Linked DNA regions of Homo sapiens: region 2 is linked to region 1. Evidence: chromatin loops called from intact Hi-C (ENCODE). Cell type or tissue: adrenal gland. All regions are shown on one strand. Each heading gives the region's core, and the rest is flanking DNA. Links, peaks and the distances in the headings are about the cores only. Region 1 overlaps DNAH17 (dynein axonemal heavy chain 17). Region 2 overlaps SCAT1 (S-phase cancer associated transcript 1).

What was found. A loop is a pair of places that touch in the nucleus more often than their neighbours do. Peaks named below come from ENCODE experiments on the same cell type or tissue, not always from the same donor. Only the 100,000 strongest peaks of a DNase experiment are listed, where the experiment ranks them.
Region 2: a loop joins it to region 1, with 3 times the contacts of the local background. A loop is called at or near these places in 3 of 110 quality-filtered maps.

Annotation. Positions count from the first base shown.
Region 1 is chr17:78,562,758-78,570,757 of GRCh38, reverse strand. It overlaps DNAH17 (dynein axonemal heavy chain 17), which reads left to right. Exons shown (of 81, transcript NM_173628.4): 7 at 386-511; 8 at 1,231-1,383; 9 at 1,506-1,592; 10 at 3,592-3,759; 11 at 4,028-4,144. Among named protein-coding and RNA genes, the nearest start is that of DNAH17, 11 kb to the left of the region's middle. In adrenal gland, for the core only: no CTCF peak of the experiment used is centred there; no DNase peak of the experiment used is centred there.
Region 2 is chr17:78,612,348-78,622,871 of GRCh38, reverse strand. It overlaps SCAT1 (S-phase cancer associated transcript 1), which reads left to right. Exons shown (of 5, transcript NR_110849.1): 5 at 5,246-5,488. Among named protein-coding and RNA genes, the nearest start is that of SCAT1, 14 kb to the left of the region's middle. RefSeq lists enhancers at 1-543, 3,590-4,089, 4,090-4,591. In adrenal gland, for the core only: no CTCF peak of the experiment used is centred there; no DNase peak of the experiment used is centred there; H3K27ac peaks cover 1,210 bases.

The DNA.
Region 1 (8,000 bases), core at 1-8,000:
GCCTCCCGAGTAGCTGGGATTACAGGCATGTGCCACCATGCCCAGCTAATTTTTGTATTTTTAGTAGAGATGGGGTTTCATTATGTTGGCCAGGATGGTCTCGATCTCCTGACCTCATGATCCGCCCACCTCGGCCTCCCAAAGTGCTGGGATTACAGGCGTGAGCCACCACGCCCGGCCTGGGTCTTGTTTCTTCAAGGCATGTGGGGCCGTGGGTTTCTTGGCTGCCATCAGATGTGTGGGCCTAGGGAGTTGCCTCTCCCCTCCTCTTTGGGAACCCTCTGCTGGATACCCAGTGAGAGCCATGGGAAGGGAAGGGCTGGGACACCGGGATAAGGTGCAGCGGCCAGTCCCCTCCAGTGTGCCTGGGCCTGTCTCCCCCCAGCTCCCCACCTTCATTGCCAAGGTGCTGGACACCATCTGCTTCATCTGGGCCACCTCTGAGTACTATAACACACCTGCCAGGATCATCGTCATCCTGCAGGAGTTCTGCAACCAAATCATCGAGATGGTAACCCTCCCCTGGCCCCTGGGTCCCCTTCCTCCCCTCCTGGCTGGGTCCCCTCCCCGGTTCACTGTTTTCCTGCTGCCCATGTTCCCCAGCAGTTTGAAAGCAGGCCAAGATGTCAGCACAAGCCTTTTCAGGCCCCGAGCTGAGATGGAGCCCTCTTCAAGGCTACCTAGAGTTCTTCTAGGGGAGGGTACTGAGGGAAAAGAAAGGGAAGACGGGGACAGAGGAGGAGGTCTGCCCTGAGAGTCCCCGTACCCCGAGACCCATCTAGTGCTTTGTGGGCTTCTCTAATCGCACATCAAACCACCTTCCGTCTCCCTTAGCAGAGACTTCTTTTCCTTCTTCCCATTCATAAGCACCTGCTAGCCAGCCATGGCGTTCGAGCTGAAGGGCTGTATCCCTGGGCCACCTCTATATAATAAAACCATGCTGTGGCCCCGTCTGCAGGACCAGAAGGGCACCGGGGTCCCCTGTCCCTGGAGGGCCTCTCATCATCTGCGACCCCCACCCATTTATGCTGCAGCCTTGGCAAAGGATGAGGGGCCGAGGAGGGGAAGCAGCTCGGTCCCCTAAAAACGGCCCAGCAGTGGGCAGATAGGAGGGGTTATTTTCAGATATCCATATGTCAGAACAGATCACAGGTCCTGCAGGCGGCGTGCCTGGACGTCACCCCAAATGGCTTGTCGGAGCTTTAGATGTCTGTCTTCTCTTTTGCCCAGACACGAACCTTCCTGAGCCCGGAAGAGGTGCTGAAGGGCCTGCAAGGTGAAATCGAGGAAGTCCTGAGTGGCATCTCCCTGGCTGTAAATGTGCTGAAGGAGCTCTACCAGACGTACGACTTCTGCTGCGTGAACATGAAGCTTTTCTTTAAGGTACCCCTTCCTCGCAGGGCGAGGGCCAAGGCAGGACGAGTGAGTTCATATGAGCCCCGATATTTGATAAACTTGGGACATTTGAAGCAAACGTGGCCTCATCTCTCTTTCTCTCCTCTAAGGACAAAGAGCCCGTGCCTTGGGAATTCCCTTCTTCTCTTGCCTTTTCCAGGATAAATTCCTTCTTCCAGCGCATCCAGACCATTGAGGTAAAAACAGAACTCGGTGCATCTTGACCTCCACTTCCCAGACTGCTCCTACCCTAGGACACCTGCAGCGTCCATCCCTACCCCCCTTGCCAATAATCCCCCAGGCAGAAAATAAGTGAGGCCCAAATATCTGTTATGAGGAAACCAAGGCTTTGCGGCAGCATCTGCCGTGGCCAGAGCTGTTAGCCAAGAATAAAAATGACCCACTTCGGGTGCTTCTCCCCTTATCTCGTGCATCCTATCATGAGCGGGTTACTGATAAGTTAAACCCCCACGTTCAGGACGCCTGGGGGCCAACAGCAGTCACTTAGTGGGACTCAATTATTACAAATGGAGACTTATGAAGGCCCCCGTGCAAGCACCATGTGGATACACGGAGTGACGCACAGCAGATAAAAACTTAAAAATGGTGCATGGCCCAGCCCAGTGGCTCACACCTGTAATCCCAGAACTCTGGCAGGCCGAGGAGGGAGGATCACTTGAGCTCAGAAGTTTGAGGCTGTGGTGAGTCATGATTGCGCCACTGCAGTCCAGCCTGAGCGACAAAGTGAGACCCTGTTTCAAAAAAAAGCTTCAAGGCGGTTTTCTCTGGGGCTCTGGAGAGAAGAGATGAGAGGGATCAAGACGGGGTAGGGCAAGAAAGTTTTGCCTTTTGTATCTTCTGCATGGTGTAATTTTTAAAAACTTTGTGCACATATAACTGTATAACTCACATCCTTAAAAAAGGGGAAAATCATCCTGGAACTGTAAAGCATTGACTTAAGGGTGGACACCATTGTCAGAGGCTTGGGAGAGGCTTGTCCAGTTCTCTTCTACACCTCCTGGGGGGCAGGGGAGGGAGGCCCGCTCAGGAGTTCAAAATTGCAGTCACAGAGCGCGGACTAATGCCTGAAATCTCCCAGACCGAGAATGTGGAGGAGAGTCACAGTCACACTTTGGGCCAAGGAGCTCTGGTTCCCACATGACTGATTCTGAATCAGAAGGAAGATTCTGGGTAGGAAGGGACTTTGGAGGTGGAGGAAATGGCTTTGCTGTCCACCCCCTGACAACAGGCCATGCCAGCTTGTCTGTGTCCTCCGCGTCGGGTGGAAGAGCCAAGAGCTCCTGGTCCTCGGTGCCTGTCTCCTCGGGGTGGTGTTGGTGCGTGGCCTGATGCTTCGTGGACCTGGGAGAATAGCACCAACCTCAGCACCAGTTCAGGGGAGTGATGTCAAGTCCACAGGAAGATCTCCAGTCTAAACTCTGCCTGCACTGTGCCTGGTAGGTGCAGGGGCACAGAAGAGCATCCAGGGAGCCTTGGAGACCTCATTTGGGAAACAGGAACTGCACACACACAACCAGCTAACGGGATGGGCCTGAACGTGACTAAAGCAAACACAAGCGGCGCAGATGGGAGACCGGGCCCCTGGGAAGGAATGCATTGCTATGGGCCAAAATAGTCAGGGAGCGCTTCAGGGAGAGGGGGCATGAGCCACACCGGCGAGGAAGCAGAATTTTCTACACGTGTGTCCATCCAAGCATTCCAGCCGCTTTCTTCTTGGATCACCTTCGGGACACGGCACTCTGCATAGGATGGTCTTCCAGGTAGCGGGGAATTTAAAGCTTAGCAAGAGCATCAGAAATCTTCAGCACCATTCCAACCGCTTCCCACAGCGGAGAAAACGGAGGTCCCAGCAGAGTGTGATTTATTTAGAGATGCGGTTTGGCCAGTCTGGGGTCAGGACAGGATCCCAAACTTTATCCTCTCCAGCTCCTCCTCATTCACACCTCATAGATAATTCACAGAGCCCTTCCTTCCATCCCCTCTTTCTGCAGGGGATGGAATATTTGCTTAAAGAACAGCACAGACACAGAGGGTGTCCTCCCACCCCCATGGTTGGTGTCTCCTGGGGACATTTTGCTCCCCAGCTCCTCCTGCCTGGGGTCAGAGCTAGTTTTGTAACTGGACCCGTGAGTTGGGTTGTGAAGATGAATTGACTGTGTTTTTCTCCTCCACTAGGAACTCTATAAAACAGCAATTGAGTTTCTGAAGCTGGAGAAAATCGAGCTTGGGGGCGTGCGTGGGAACCTCCTCGGGAGCCTGGTGACCCGTATCTATGATGAGGTCTTTGAGCTGGTGAAGGTTTTTGCCGACTGCAAATATGATCCCTTGGACCCTGGAGACTCGGTAGGTCCTCGGGCAGGGTTGGATGAACTGGACTCGGTGAGAACAGCACCAGCCTCGGTACCAGCTTAGGGGTGTGATGGGAGGGCACACGGAGGAAGCAGGTGCCAGGTGATCCCAACACTTTGAAAACTGTGTAGAGCGGTCCCCGCAACAGCACATTCAGCTGCGCCTCAGTCCCGAGTCCTCTCAGCAGGGCAGGGGCTGGAGAGGGTGCCCTTGGCTTGCTTTGCACGCTGATTACAAGGTTGACATTTCCATTTGCTTTTAGAATTTTGACCGTGATTATGCTGATTTTGAGATCAAAATCCAAGACCTGGATAGGAGGCTGGCCACGATCTTTTGCCAAGGATTTGATGACTGCAGCTGTATCAAGTCCTCCGCAAAGGTAAGCATGCAGTGGAGACGCAGGCAGATCTGGAGCCTGGCACTGTGGTGGTGGATTCATGTCGAGAACGATCTTGGAGACCATTTCATCCTCTCCATGTAGAGCTGATGTCCAGGGAGGGAGGGCCCGTCTCCTGTGCCTCAGAGTCAGTCAGCCGTGAACACCCAGTGTAGCTCCTGATGGTTCTTACTGCCACATCCTAGAGGAAGAGGAGCAAGTGAGTGTGAGATGGCATTATTTTACTGATACTTCTTATGCTCACTAAGAAACAAGGGGACCATTTATTCTTGATTCAGTTTTCCCACTACTCAAAAGGAGTGAAAGTTAAAGAGGTAAAGTTGGTGTAAAAATAAAATTAATGCAGATTTTGGCCCACTGAGCTGAATTTATAGAGTGCCTTCGTCCATGCAGGCTACTATAACAAACTGCTGTAGACCGGGTGGCTTAAACAACAAACATTTCACTTCTCTCAGTTCTGGAGGCTGGGAGGTCCAGCAGACTCGGTGTCTGGTGAGGGTCTACTTCCGTTCCTAGAAGGCCATCTTTTCATTTGGTCCTTACATGGCAGAAGGGGCAAGGGAGGTCTCTGGGGTCTCTATTTTTAGTTTTAAGGGGTTTGTTTGTTTTTTGTTTTGTTTTGTTTTTGTTGTTTGTTTGTTTTTTGAGATGGAGTCTTGTTCTTGTTGCCCAGGCTGGAGTGTAGTGGCACAATCCCAGCACACTGCAACCTCCGCCTCCCGGGTTCAAACGATTCTCCTGCCTCAGCCTCCCTAGTAGCTGGAATTATAGGCATACGCCACCACACCTGGCTAATTTTTCTATTTTTGCTAGAGATGGGGTTTTGCCATGTTGGGCTGGTCTCGAACTCCTGACCTCAGGTGATCCGCCCACCTCAGCCTCCCAAAGTGCTGGGATTACAGGCGTGAGCTACCACGCCTGGCCTACTTTTTGTTTCTGTAGAGACAAGGTTTTGCTATGTTTCCCAGGCCCATGAGTTCTGGGCTTGACTGCTTCCAGGGCCCCTGATCTGAACAGTTTAGCCGGACCAGCTCCCATGACTGTGAAGGCAATTGGGTTGGCCTGGGCAGCCTGGGCTGGTGGTCATCTTTCAGGAGGATTTCAAGGCTGAGATTGCTAAGGACAAAGATCTCTCCCCGACAAACGTCAGGATGTTCCTTTGCCCTTTTGAATGCTCTTGCAAAAATGCAAATACATGAGAGTTTGAAGCTCCGCAAATTAAGGATCAAGTAAGTCTTGGATCGAGTTGGTGTTCCAGGCAAAATATCAATGAATGCAAATTAATACAGCACCTCCTTGCTGTGGTTGAAAAAATTATTCAGTTATACTTGCTAAAGCAAGATGAGGCTGACTTGATTCAGACCTTACTCACGATTTATACCATCTCAATAGATACAGGTGTAGGGAGAGCGATGGGAGCTCAGCTTTGAATACACTGCAGGTAAGTAGGAATTTCTAGCAAAGGAGCAGGGTGGGAGTCCATGGATAGAAAATTACTTAGAGGGGACATCAGGGGTTGGGGGATTCTAGCTAAACCAACTTCAAGATTCTAGCTGGAAGCAGGTTAGGGTAATCAGACATCCCCTGCGGGATGGTGGAGGATGGAGACCCTGATGAGAATCTTTGGCTAAGCAAAGAATCTGGCAACATTCCCTTTCTCAGAAGGCTCTTCCCCAGGTAGCTGCATCTAGTTGCAGGGTCCTCACTTCCTTCCTTCCACTCAAATGCCCCCAGGCTGGTCCCTTCTCAGCAATGGCCTTCCCTCATATTCATTTGTATACTAATGTCTGTGTGTTCGTTGTCTTCCTGACTAGAAGGTAAACTCCCTGAGGTCAGGCACTGGATTTGAGTTCCCTTAGAACTGAGCCTAGCACAGGGCAGGCGCTTCTGAGTATTTCCTGCAGTGCACAACTGGCTCTTGACAAGGGAGGCTGGTTGTTCTGAATGTTGTTGGGAGGTAGTTTCGCTCTAGCATAAGCCTTCCACGTGGAGCCCCTGAAGGATAACACAAAAGCGTCAGGACTGCCCCAGCGCAGAAGGGTCCCAATGGAGCCAATTCTTTCATTTGGAAACCTCACTTTTGGGTCTCCAAAATTAAAGATGGGGCACAGGCTTATGGGCTGGGCGGGCGGGCAGCTGGCTTCTGTGGCTCCTGCACCCCTAACACTGGCTCCACGGGGAGGTGCTGTGACTCCCTGCTGCTGTTCCGATGTGGAAAAATCTGAAAAATTAAGTAACTTGGTCACCCGGCCAGGGCCAGATGAGTCCCCAGAGTCTTGCTGTCCCCAACATGGAGATTGTGCCACCTGCATCTAGTTTGGCACAAGGGGAAGAGCAGATAAGGACCAGCGTACGGGTCTGGGCTGAACCTCCCCCAGGGTTCACTAGGGGATCCGGCAGTGGGGAGGGAGCTGGGTTGGCGAGTTCAACTTTGTGACCCCTCGGGAGCCCTAGGCCCCTACCCTGTGAGGAGCAGGAGGTCCTGGAAGAAACCCAACCCGACCTCTGCAGAATGGAGCTAGCGAGGAACAAATGCAGTCACCCCGCCCCAGGCTTTCCCCTGCATCCCTGGCACCTGTTAGGGTCAAGAGGGGCTTTTGGGCTCTAAAAGAAAGATCTCTTTTTAAAAATTTTCACGTATGTTTATGCTCAATTTAAAACAAAGAAAAGCGGAGGGGAGGGAGGCAGGGGGAGAAATAACTCTTGTAACCCATTTCCATCGCCATCTGTTCACGTTTCTCTTTGACCTAAGAACATTTTCCCCCTGGTTTGACAGCCCTGTGCTCTAAATAGGATAGGGCCCTGGGGTTTCTCTCCCTTGTTGTCCCTTCCAGCCCCTGCCTGTTCCGGAGTTAGTTCTCATTATCAGCAACTCGCACACAGCCAGGAACGTTCTAGAGCAATTTTCCACATGATCTCCTTTTGGCGGAAAATAGAATTCGCTTCCTTTCCAAAAGTCATTAAACTAAAAACTATATAAACATGAAAAGGAGGAGAGAGAAATGGGAAGACAGAGAAAAATAAAAATGCCTCCCGCCTCGGCCCCTCAAAGTGTTGGGATTACAGGTGTGTCGGTTGTCTGGATGATGGGTCTTCAGGTTTTTGGGGTTTTTTTCTATTTTTCTGACTTCCAAGTAAAACATCTACCCGCATTACAGGATAGTCATAAACCATTAAGAGGAACATTTTTTTTTTCCAACTGCCCCATGTCAATGCTTTGAACAAATGAAACTGGTGACCTCATACGTCAGCAGGCGACCGTGGAGGAAGGCGGTAGCTGGCAGGACACCAGCGTTTCCATGTCTGCCTGAGAGTCCACGGCTGCTCCATTTGTACAACTCACAATACAAATAGGTCCAAGGGTGACAATTTTTTTCTAAGCCCAGGAGAAATCAGAATTTGGGTAAGGAAGATTTGAACAATTTTGAAAAACACAATTAACTTAAAAATAGCCGCAATCTTGCATTTGGGAAATCTGTACTCTTGGGGGCCTGAAAAATCTCCCTCTCTTCGCAGTCATGTTTTGGTTTTTCCTCCTGTGGCCATTTCTAGGGACAGTGGTCACCTTTCTCAGACCCAAGTCTGGGGAAAGTCTGAGACTCAGGCTCACCGCAGCTGGTCTGGCCCCCATTGGGCGTGGGTTATGGCAGCCCCGGGAAACTCTCTTGGATTTCCCACTCACACCCAGCACTGGGGGACCCTGTTTCGTGTGAGGTTGTCTTCCCTCTCTCTGGTCCCCCTCCCACTTGGTCTGACCCCCAGAGCTTTCTCAGAGCGAAACACATTTCCTGATGGTGGTTTTCTTGCCTCAGCTGCCCTTGAGAGTGGCAGTGCTCTT
Region 2 (10,524 bases), core at 1,115-9,114, 51 kb before region 1:
CCTCAGGGTCCGCAGTGTGGTCCTGGGACTGCCTTCATGGGCATCATAGGAAAGCCACACGGCAAGGCCCAGGCTGACCATCTAATCGGAGGACAGTACCCCTCGCTTCCTGCAGACCCCGGGCGGGCATGTGGCACCCCAGTGAGGGGAAGAAGGGGCCATGCCCCGACGGGTGCCGAGACCCACCTCCCGTGCTCTCCCTTCCTGTGGGGGCCTCCCTGCAGCTCCTCCCGGCGCCTCTTTGCAGCAGAATCCCACGCATTGCACCTTTCTTGAGCCCCTCCCTTCTTTCTTGGGTACTTGCCTGGTCTGGCAGCGGCCCTGACAGCTGGGCATGGGGGCCTATTCCACCTGGATCTGCTTCGGGTTAAATGGTCATCAGTGATGCACACTGACCCTTTTTTGTAAGTGTTGCTGTCTCTGGGTAACATATTTATTTTTATGGGGTCTCGTTCTGATACCTCGGACGTCACCATGGCACAGGCGCACCTCTGCAGATGTCGGGGGCAGGTGGGTGTTTGCGTTCCATTGAAACCTGTCTGTGCTTGTCAGAGGATGGCCAGAAGCAGACCCAGGAGGAGCTTCGGAACTGCACTAGGCAGGTGCAGCCTGGGGGTGGCACGGACCACGGAACACAAGAGACATCCAGCAGGCAGATGTAGTAGATAGAGGCCGCGTGCCTCACTGCCTGTGAAATGCAGGGAGAGGAGGGTGTTTGTGTCACTGAGCCGCTCAGGGAGCAGAGTTTCTGAGTCAGTTTAGACAAGACACACTCCCGTGGTGGCTCTGGGGCCATGTTCTCCTGTGCCTGGTCACTGCAGGGGGGGCTGTGGCATCCCTCCGTCTGCAGCCACGGCAGCAGGAGAGCCACATCAGTAGAACTCAGTGACTCCAACAACGGGGCATCCTGGCCTGGGGAGGTCCGCCGCAGACCTGTGCTTCAGGACACGGAAGTGGCATGTTTGAGAAGGGACTAGACCTGGGCAGCCGTTAGGTTCAGCCCTGCTTTGACAGGTGTGGCTCGAGGAATCCAGCGCCATCAGCCGGGGCAGCGCAGGCGGGAGGAGCTGGGCCTCTCACTCCCGGCAGGGCCCTGTCACTCCTGCTGCTGCTGAATCTGTGTGTTCTGTTCCCTCAGAAGAGAATTCTGGTCCTTTTCCCCTGGGATTGAGGTCTCCTGGGCTCAGTCTGCAGTGGGAAACCCGGTAAGAGGAGCCCCCCGCACTGCCCCACTTTCCAGATCCTTTCTCCATCAGTACCAGGGGCTGCAGCAGCGGTGCCCAAATCGCCCTCAGCCTCCCTTTCTGCTCTGCCGACTCCTGGGACACGGCCCTCCACCGTTCCCCAGCCTCTGGGCACCCCGGCTCGCCACAGTGGCCCTTGGTGCCTCTGGACTGGTCCTGAGTGTGTGCCGGCAGCCTCTGGCTTTTGAGGCAATGCTTTCCTGACAATACATCTGTGGGTTGAGTGGGTGGAAACTGAATCGCCGACTTACGTTTATTTTCTTTTTTGCTTTTGGAATTTTTTTTTCCTGAGCTGAAATTCACATAACATAAAACTAACCATTTCAAAATGAAGAATTCAGCAGCAATTAGTACTTACACAAGGTTTTCCAGCCACCATCTCTACCTACTTGTAACACATTTCCCTCACCCCAAGAGGAAACCCCAAGCTGGGCATGGTGGTGCGTGCCTGTGGTCCCAGCCAGTCAGGTCCCAGCTGCTCGGGAGGCTGAGGTGGGAGGATCACTTGAGCCCAGGAGGTCGAGGTTGCAGTGAGCCGTGATCGTGCCACTGCACTCCAGCCTGGGCAACAGAGCGAGACCCTGTCTCTAAAAACAAAAACAGAAGGAAACCCTGAGCCTGCGAAACAAAAGGAAACCCTGACCCCATGAACAGTCTCTCCTCATTCTGCCTCCCCACAGTCCCTGGCTGCCGCTCATCTGCTTTCTGTCCATGGATCACCTATTCTGGGTGTTTCATGTACATGGAATTGTATAATATGTGGCCTTTTGTGCCCAGTTTCTCGCACTAAGCATAACATTTTCAAGGTTCATCTATGTTGTCACGTGTATCACTGCTTCAGGACTTTTTTTGCTTTTTTGTTTTTGAGATGGAGTCTTGCTCCATCACCCAGGCTGGAGTGCAATGGTACAATCTCGGCTCACTGCAACCTCCGCCTCCCAGGTTCAAGCGATTCTCCTGCCTCAGCCTCCTGAGTAGCGGGGATTACAGGCGTCCGCCACCACGCCTGGCTAATTTTTTTATATTTTTAGTAGAGATGGGATTTCACCATGTTGGCCAGACTGGTCTCAAACTCCTGACCTCAGGTGATCCACCCGCCTCTGCCTCCCAAAGTGCTGAGATTACAGGCGTGAGCCACTGTGCCTGGCCGGGATGTTTTAAGAATGAATAATGTTCATGTGTATGAATAGACCACACTTTGTTTATCCATCCGTCTGTTGATGGACACCTGGGTTGCTTCCATCTTTTAGTGACTATAAATAATGATGCTATGAGTATATGTGTACCAGTTTTTGAGTACCAGTTTTCAGTTCTTTTGGGTGTATACCTAGGAGCGGAATTGCTGGGTCATACGGTAATTCTATGTTTAACTTTTTAAGGAACAACCAAACTGTTTTTCATAGCAGCTGCACCATTTTTCATTCCCACCAGCAATGTATGAGCGTCCTAATTTCTCCACATCCTCACCAACTCTTGTTATTTTCAGTTTTCTTTTTTTAAATTGTAGTTACCCTAGAGGTTGTAAAGTGGTATCTCATTGTTGTTCTGATTTGCATTTTCTTAATGACTGGTGATGTTGAACATCTTTTCATGTGCTTATTGGCCATTTATAGATCTCCTTTGGAGAAATATCTATTAGGTCCTTCGATCATTTTAAAATTGGGTTGTTCGTCTTTGCTATTGACTTGTAAGAATTCCTTTATATTCCAGATGCTAGATCCTTATCAGAGAGATGATTTGCAAACGTTTTCTCCAACTCTGTGGGTAGCCTTTTCACTGTCTTGATAATGCCCTTTGATGCACAGGCGTATTTCTCAAGTGATTTTATTCCCACAAGGCTAAACGTTACCATATTTCTCATACTTCACTTTTCTGACAAAATCCTGCTGAAAACTTTAACAATATTATTGAAGTTTGGTTTGAGCCTTTTCCCCCAATAAAACACACAGTCCTCAAGGCTTTGATTTAATTTAATAATTAAATACTTGAATCCCTGCACACCCTTGCACTGCTGGGGGAGACAGGGAGATGTGAGGAGCTCTCCAGTGGCACTGCCACCTAAAGGCAACGTGGCTGCACGTGACCAAATACGTCACTGGCTGTCAGGCAACGAAGTGGTCCAGTGGATTCACTGGGGTGGGCATGATAGTTCCAACCAACCAGAGCTGGATGCACATGAGCCTGCACACACTCTTTAGCCCACCTGATTGTTTTCTACTATAAAACTCAAGGCATATGTAAAATAGTCACGGATACCTTAAGGAAGGCCCCTGTTAGGTTTATGGTGACTTCAGGGTGGGTTGACTTCTTTATGATCAACCTAGACTTCCACTCCCTCCCTGGGCAAAGAGCTGGCCCAGCACTCCAAGTAGGGAGCTCTTTATGGATATTGATCGCTGCTCTGGAGATGAGCTAGGACCAGACTGGAAGCATGAGTTGCGGGGCTGCTGGGGTTAAACGGGAAGAGAGCATGCTGGTGGGGGCTGCCAGGAGAGCTTGATGAGGGAGCAGTTCTCTGAATGGGAGACTTGTTACTTGCACACAGAGCCTTCAATGACTGTGACATTTTGCTCTATGTCACAGGCTCCTGGGGCCTACAGAAAGGAGCTGGAGGTGCCTAGTGCAGGCTGGGAGGCCTCCTTTATTGAGGTGACATCCCTGGATGCTGGCTTGGCGGAGGTTGGGGAGAACGCTGCCTCCCTGGAATAGAAGATGCCTTGGAAGCCCTGGGTGCAGGCTGGCCGACCCTGCCTGAGCTGCCTGTCTTCATTCCATGGCTCTGCTTGTTAGAGGAGGAAGTTAGGCAGACATGAGTGGCGCCCACCAGCCCAGGAATGTCAGGTGACCATCAGGTGATGGTCAGGCAGTTGTTAAACTGTCTCTCTGAAATGATCATTGGTTGCAGCTCACACCAGGGGAAGATGGTCTCCCAATAAATAAAAAAACACCTGAAACTGGTGATCAGCAGCTTCCCGATAAGCTCTCGAGTTGGGCGAGTGGGCTCAAGCGTGCGCACTAAGAGGCAAAATGGCGGATGTATGAACTTCCTCTGGGGGCATTCAACCAGTAAAGGAAAACCGCCCCTAGAGAGCATGCGCACAACCTCAGTCAACTCACTACACATGCAATTACCCTCCTGAGTGCTGACCAACACTGCTGCATGGGGCTGTTGAGCAACAGCCCGCCCCAAGGGAAGAACCGAGGGAGGAGAAGAGAAAACTCCAGAGCCGTGCCAACGGATAAACCCCACGCCCAGGGCTGAGCGGTCACTTGGATCTCTCACGTGGCGCACTCAGCCCTCTTCCAAGTATACTTTAACTTCCTTTCACTCCTGCTCTAAAACTTTTTCATAAACCCTCACTCCTGTTCTAAAACGTGCCTCAATCTCTCCCTCTACCTTAAACCTACTTCTGCTCCAGATTCTTTCCACTGAGGAGGCAAGGATGGAGTTGCTGCTGACCCGTGCAGATTTGCTGCTGGTAACATACTCATGGGCAAAGTCTGAAAAACCTCTTCCTGCCCTGGGCAAGGCAGATGGGGCAGCCCAGCAGGCTGGCTTTGCCCACCGTCTCCGATATCATCCAACACAGTCAGCCAGGTTGTGTGGCCCTCTCATCTACATTCTCATTTGCCAACAAGATGGTGTGGGCTATGCTGTCTTTGCACAGCGATCTGATCCCAGGGACATTTGTGTGGGTGTGTGCCCGGGAGCTGCATGTCTGCAGGTTCAGATTGGGGTCAGCTTTGCTGGTGAGTGTGGCTTCCTGCCATGGCACCAAAGAAGAGGGCTGGCGGATTAGTCCTGTTGTCTCTCATAGCTTTGTAGGGACACAGCGGGCCATGTGGACTGACAGCTGGAGACTTCATAAAGATGGCCTAGAAAATTAGGACACTGTCCTGTTGACAAAGCCCCTAGGCCTGCCCCCATCAGGCCTCATGGGTCCTTTTCAGGCCTAAGCCAGGGTTCTGAAATCATCTGTAATGTGAATTTATATTTCTAGGCCACATTCGCTGCATCCTTTCCAGCAAGATGTCATTCTGAGATTTTTGTCATTCCTGGGCGTTATGAGGACTGCCAAGGGACACAATTCCATGGGAGGAAAGTTTTCTTCTAAGCTGCAAGCCAGCTCTGGCTTCTGGAGTTTCTCCTTAGGATTGCAAGACAGTAGTTCCCTGTCCTTTAGGTCTTCTCCAGAAATACCTTAAAATAGCAAATAAAATAAGATATAAGCAAACAAAACCTGAAGTTAACAGCTGACTCGATTTCTGTGCACCGGAAGCTGTGTTTTATTCACCTTTCACAGCCCATCTTCAGGCTGACGTGTTAGGGTGTGCACACCGAGACATTTCTCACCCGTTTTTGTAATGTCTTCAAGTTGGGATCAATGCCCTTGAACTTCTAGGCCTGTGCCTGCACAAGCTGCCCCTCCCCGTGTCTTCGGAGAAGTCCTACTGCGGGGACACAGAGTGGGGGAGGCAAAGCACCGTCAGCTACCATGACACGAAGCTTGTTGCTGGACCCAGAGGACATGAAGGAGGGGAAGGGGCTCCCAGTACAGTCCAACCCATGCGCCGCTCAGACCCGCTCTGCCCTCCCGTTACTTCTGGCCCATCACAGAGCCCCCTAGCTGGCAAGAATCGGCAGCATTTGAGGCCTCTTGGTGTCAGTGTCAACTCAGACCGTGGATCCAACAGCCCTGAAATGTCTGCATCCTCCCTTTTCCCAGCGTATACTCTGACACATGTCCGTAGGTTCCTTTAGGGAGAGGTTAAGGGACTCGGCCAGGTGCAATGGCTCACACCTGTAATCCCTGCACTTTGGGAGGCTGAGGCAGGAGGATCACTTGAACCCAGGAGTCTAAGACCAGCCTGGGCAACATAGTGAGACCTTGTCTCTATGTTAAAAAAAAAAAAATTGAGGGACTCTATCAAATATACTTGCAGGGCCACTGTGGGGCTCTTTCTTAAGGAGGCCTGGGATCCTCGTGTACGGATGGGCTCTGGGGCTATGAAATTGACTGAAGATGCTTTTTCATTGCGGTGGCTGATACCAGCCTTTGGTTCACCAGCTCTGTATTTCCCTTTTAGGGATACAGATTAAGTCACCATGCTCATCCCAAAGGGCACTGGGCCTTTCTGTCATTATAATAATCATGCCCCCTTAGCCACTGGCAGTGCAGGGCCACCCCCTGCCCTCTCCACCCTGTAGTCTTGTCATCTCTGTTGACACTCAGGAGGCTGTGGAGGACAGTATCCCTCGAGCACCCCAGATGCACCAGTGCCCCTCTAATGCTTCAGCCAGAGGGGTCCTCTGGACCTTCTTAGGGACAATGGTCAGGGCTGCGTTCTCAAATCTCACTTGGCGAAGTCGTCTGGCTTCTCCTTCTCTGGACGTGGAGAAGTCGTCTGGCTTCCCCTTCCCTGGACATGGCAAAATCATCCGGCTTGCCTTTCCCTGGACTTGGCGAAGTCGTCCGGTTTTGCCCCTTCCGGGGCCTTCTGACCCCTACCTCAATGCTTTGCCAAGGCAGTTCCAGCCTCTCCTAATTTACTGTAGGTCTTCATAATATGAAAGCCTCCAGGAGCCACCCAGGCAGTGTAGGAAGAAGGTTTCAGGGCCTCAGGCCACTCCACCTCAGATCACAGGACCGTGATTGCATGCTGGTAAATTCTCCCCGACTGAGCCTTCTCTCCCGACCGCTGGTCCCACACCCTCAAGACCCGCTCCCCACATGCGCTCCTGGTTCTTGCACATGAGCCAGACCTTATGGTCCTTTGGACGTGTATGCGATTTCCTCCTACAGCAGGTGGTTTGGGGTGGGGGCTCCCCAAGGCCAGCCACACACTCAGTGATGGACCGGAAGGGCTCATGGGACACAGCGTGTGGTTTACTCGCAGCCGAGGCCCAGTACGGTGAGAGGATACACAATAGGACCAGCAGGGGAAAGACATGGGTAGGGGCTGGGGAGGCCCACACACAGGCCTCTGTTTTCTCTTCCTACTAGGAGGGGTGTGTTAGTCCCTTCCCACACTGCTAGAAAGAAATGCCTGAGCCTGGGTGATTTATAAAGAAATGAGGCTGGCCGGGTGCAGTGGCTCACTTCTGTAATCCCAGCACTTTGGGAGGCCAAGGCAGGTGGATCACTTGACGTCAGGAGTTTGAGACCAGCCTGGCCAATATGGTGAAACCCCATCTCTACTAAAAATATTTTTTAAAAAATTAGCTGAGCATGGTGGTGGGCACCTGTAATCCCAGCTACTAGGGAGGCTGAGGCAGGAGAATCACATGAACTTGGAGGCAGAGGTTGCAGTGAGCCGAGATTGAGCCATTGTACTCCACCCTGGGTGACAAGAGCGAAACTCCATCTCAAAAAAAAATAATAAATAAAAAGAAATGAGGTTTCATTGGTGCATGGTTCTGCAGGCTCTCAGGTATAGGAAGCATGGTGGTATCTGCTTCTGGGGAGGCCTCAGGGAGCTTTCAATCATGGCGGAAGGCAGAGCAGGCATAGGTGTCTTACATGGCAGGAGCAGGAGAAAGAGAGAGACGAGGGAGGTGCTACACACTTTTTTACATACTTTTTTTTTTTTTTTTTTTGGAAACAGTGTCTCTTGCACAGGCTGGAGTACAGTGGCATGATCTTAGCTCATTGCAACCTCCACCTCCCAGGTTCAAGCAATTCTTCTGCCTCAGCCTCCTGAGTAGCTGGGATTACAGGCACCCACCACCATGCCCAGCTAATTTTTGTATTTTTAGTGGAGACAGGGTTTCGCCATGTTGGCCAGGCTGGTCTTGAACTCCTGACCTCGAGTGATCTGCCCACCTCGGCCTCCCAAAGTGCTGGGATTACAGGCGTGAGCCACTGTGCCCAGCCAGTGCTACACACTTTTGAACAACCAGATCTCACGAGAACTCACTCACTATTGGGAGAACAGCACCCAGGGGGATGGTGCTAACCCATTCATGAGAACTCTGGCCCCAGTCACCTCCAAATACCTCCCACCAGGCCCCACCTCAAACCCCAGGGATTACAGTTTGACATGAGATTTGGTGCGAACAGAGATCCAAACCATATCAAGGGGGCACGTTGTCCTCCCTTCTCCAGTAGCGAGAACCTCAACCACACGAGACTCAGAATGTGGAATCTGTATTGGTTTGTTCTCATGCTGCTGATAAAGACATACCCGAGACTGAGTAATTTATAAAGAAAAAGAGGCTTGATGGACTCACAGTTCCATGTGGCTGGGGAGGGCCCATAATCTTGGCGGAAGGTGAAGGGCACGTCTTACATGGCGGAAGACAAGAGAGAATGAGAGCCAAGAGAAAGGGGAAACCCCTTGTCAAATCATCAGATCTCTTGAGACTTATTTACTACCATGAGAACAGTATGGGGCAAATCGCCCCCACAATTCAGTGATCTCCCACCAGGTCCCTCCCGCAACATGTGGGAATTATGGGAGCTACAATTCAAGACAAGATTTGGGTGGGGACACAGCCAGACCATATCAGAGTCCCAGCCACGTCACACAGAAGCCACTGCCAGCAACCTGCATGGCTGACAAGAGCCCCTCATTGTGGTTGTTCACCTGGCTACAATTCCTCCAGGATACGTTATTTTTCAGCCCATGTTTCTCATTTGATTAAAAGCCTCCCTGAAATCTAGTCACTGCACCTTCAAAAGTGCTATCAAAAAAAGGAAATTAGGTGGGGCCCGCTAATGAGGTTATCTGACTTTCATCAATGGGGATTCCATCTCCAGCTTGCTGAGCACGATGGAGAGATCCCAGCGATGACCCGGTCTGGCTTTCAGAGGCTGCTTAGCCTAAACCACCAAATACATAATTCATGCTTTGTACAGATTCTTGACACACACAGAAAAGATGATATCAACGCATCAGGCAAGGGTACGTCGTGACATTGTGAAATGTACTCTCTAAAGGTTATGAGACTCAAAGACATCTTTTTTGCGTGTGACGCAAGATGGGCACGTTCTCCAGAGGAGGAACGGTTTCCTTTCTCGTGACACCCTGCAAGAGGTATTTGCATGTGATTATCTTCTAATTGCAGAACAGAGCCTGAGAAAGCCATATGGAGGATGTGGCTGGCACGTGCGATTCTTTGCCTGATCCAGGAGAGGAAAGGTGCTGGTTACTGAGATCTCTCAGTCCTACATGCAAATGGAGACCAGATGGATTGAGGGTTTCTCCGTAGTTTTGGGCCTAGCCTTGCTTGAAAATCTTGACAATCATCAAAACTATCTTAAGGCTGGGCATGGTGACTCATGCCTGTAATCCCAGCACTTTGGGAGGCCAAGGTGGGAGGATTGCTTGAGTCCGGGAGTTCGAGACCAGCCTGGGCAACATGGCAAAACCCCGTCTCCACAAATAGTACAAAACATTAGCTGGGCCTAGTGGTGTGCTCCTGTAGTCCCAGCTACTGGGAAGGCTGAGGTGGGAGGATCACTTGAGCCCAGGAGGTCGAGGCTGCAGTGAGCTGTGGTCATGCCACTGCACTCCAGCCTGGGTAACAGAGTGAGACCCTGTCTCAAAAAAGAAAAAAAAACTATCTTAAGCAACATGAAACTCAAAGCCACCACAGCATCCTAATTATGTGTGTCTCTGGGACAATAGATAATGGCCTAATGCACGCATCTGCAAGATTGTGTAATGTTCCAAAGCATGGATGCACTATTGTTTATTTCCCGCGTTTTATTGTCTTTGTAGCTATTGTCACTGGGATATTTTTTCCCATTTATAACAGTTTTTTTCCTAATATAAAGGAAGGCTGCTGGGCGTGGTGGTGGGCGCCTGTAATCCCAGCTACTCAGGAGGCTGAGGCACAAGAGTTGCTTGAACCCGGGAGGTGGAGGTTCAAGCTACCAACCCGGGAGGTTGAGCTAAGGTCGTGCCACTGCACTCCAGCCTGGGTAACAGCATGAGTCTCCGACTCAAAAAAAAAAATAAATGGGGATCACCAGCGCCTCCCCTAAAATGAGGATTACCAGCGCCTCCTTAAATGGGGATCGCCATGCCTCTTTGGTGGGTGGTTGGAAGATTAGAAATAGTCGCACGGAGAAGGCTCCTGCCCAGCACCTGGCTTGTGGCAGGCACTGGCACACAAAGCTCAACCACAGATGCCTGAGAAGCCACGTTAGGAGTCACCCGTGTTCGCTGCTCAGCTTCCTTTAAATCCCATGGTGAGCGATCCAGAGCTGGCCAAAAAACTCGGATTTTGCTCTTGAAGAAGAGTGAAAATCCTGATGCCACCAGCTGCCATCGT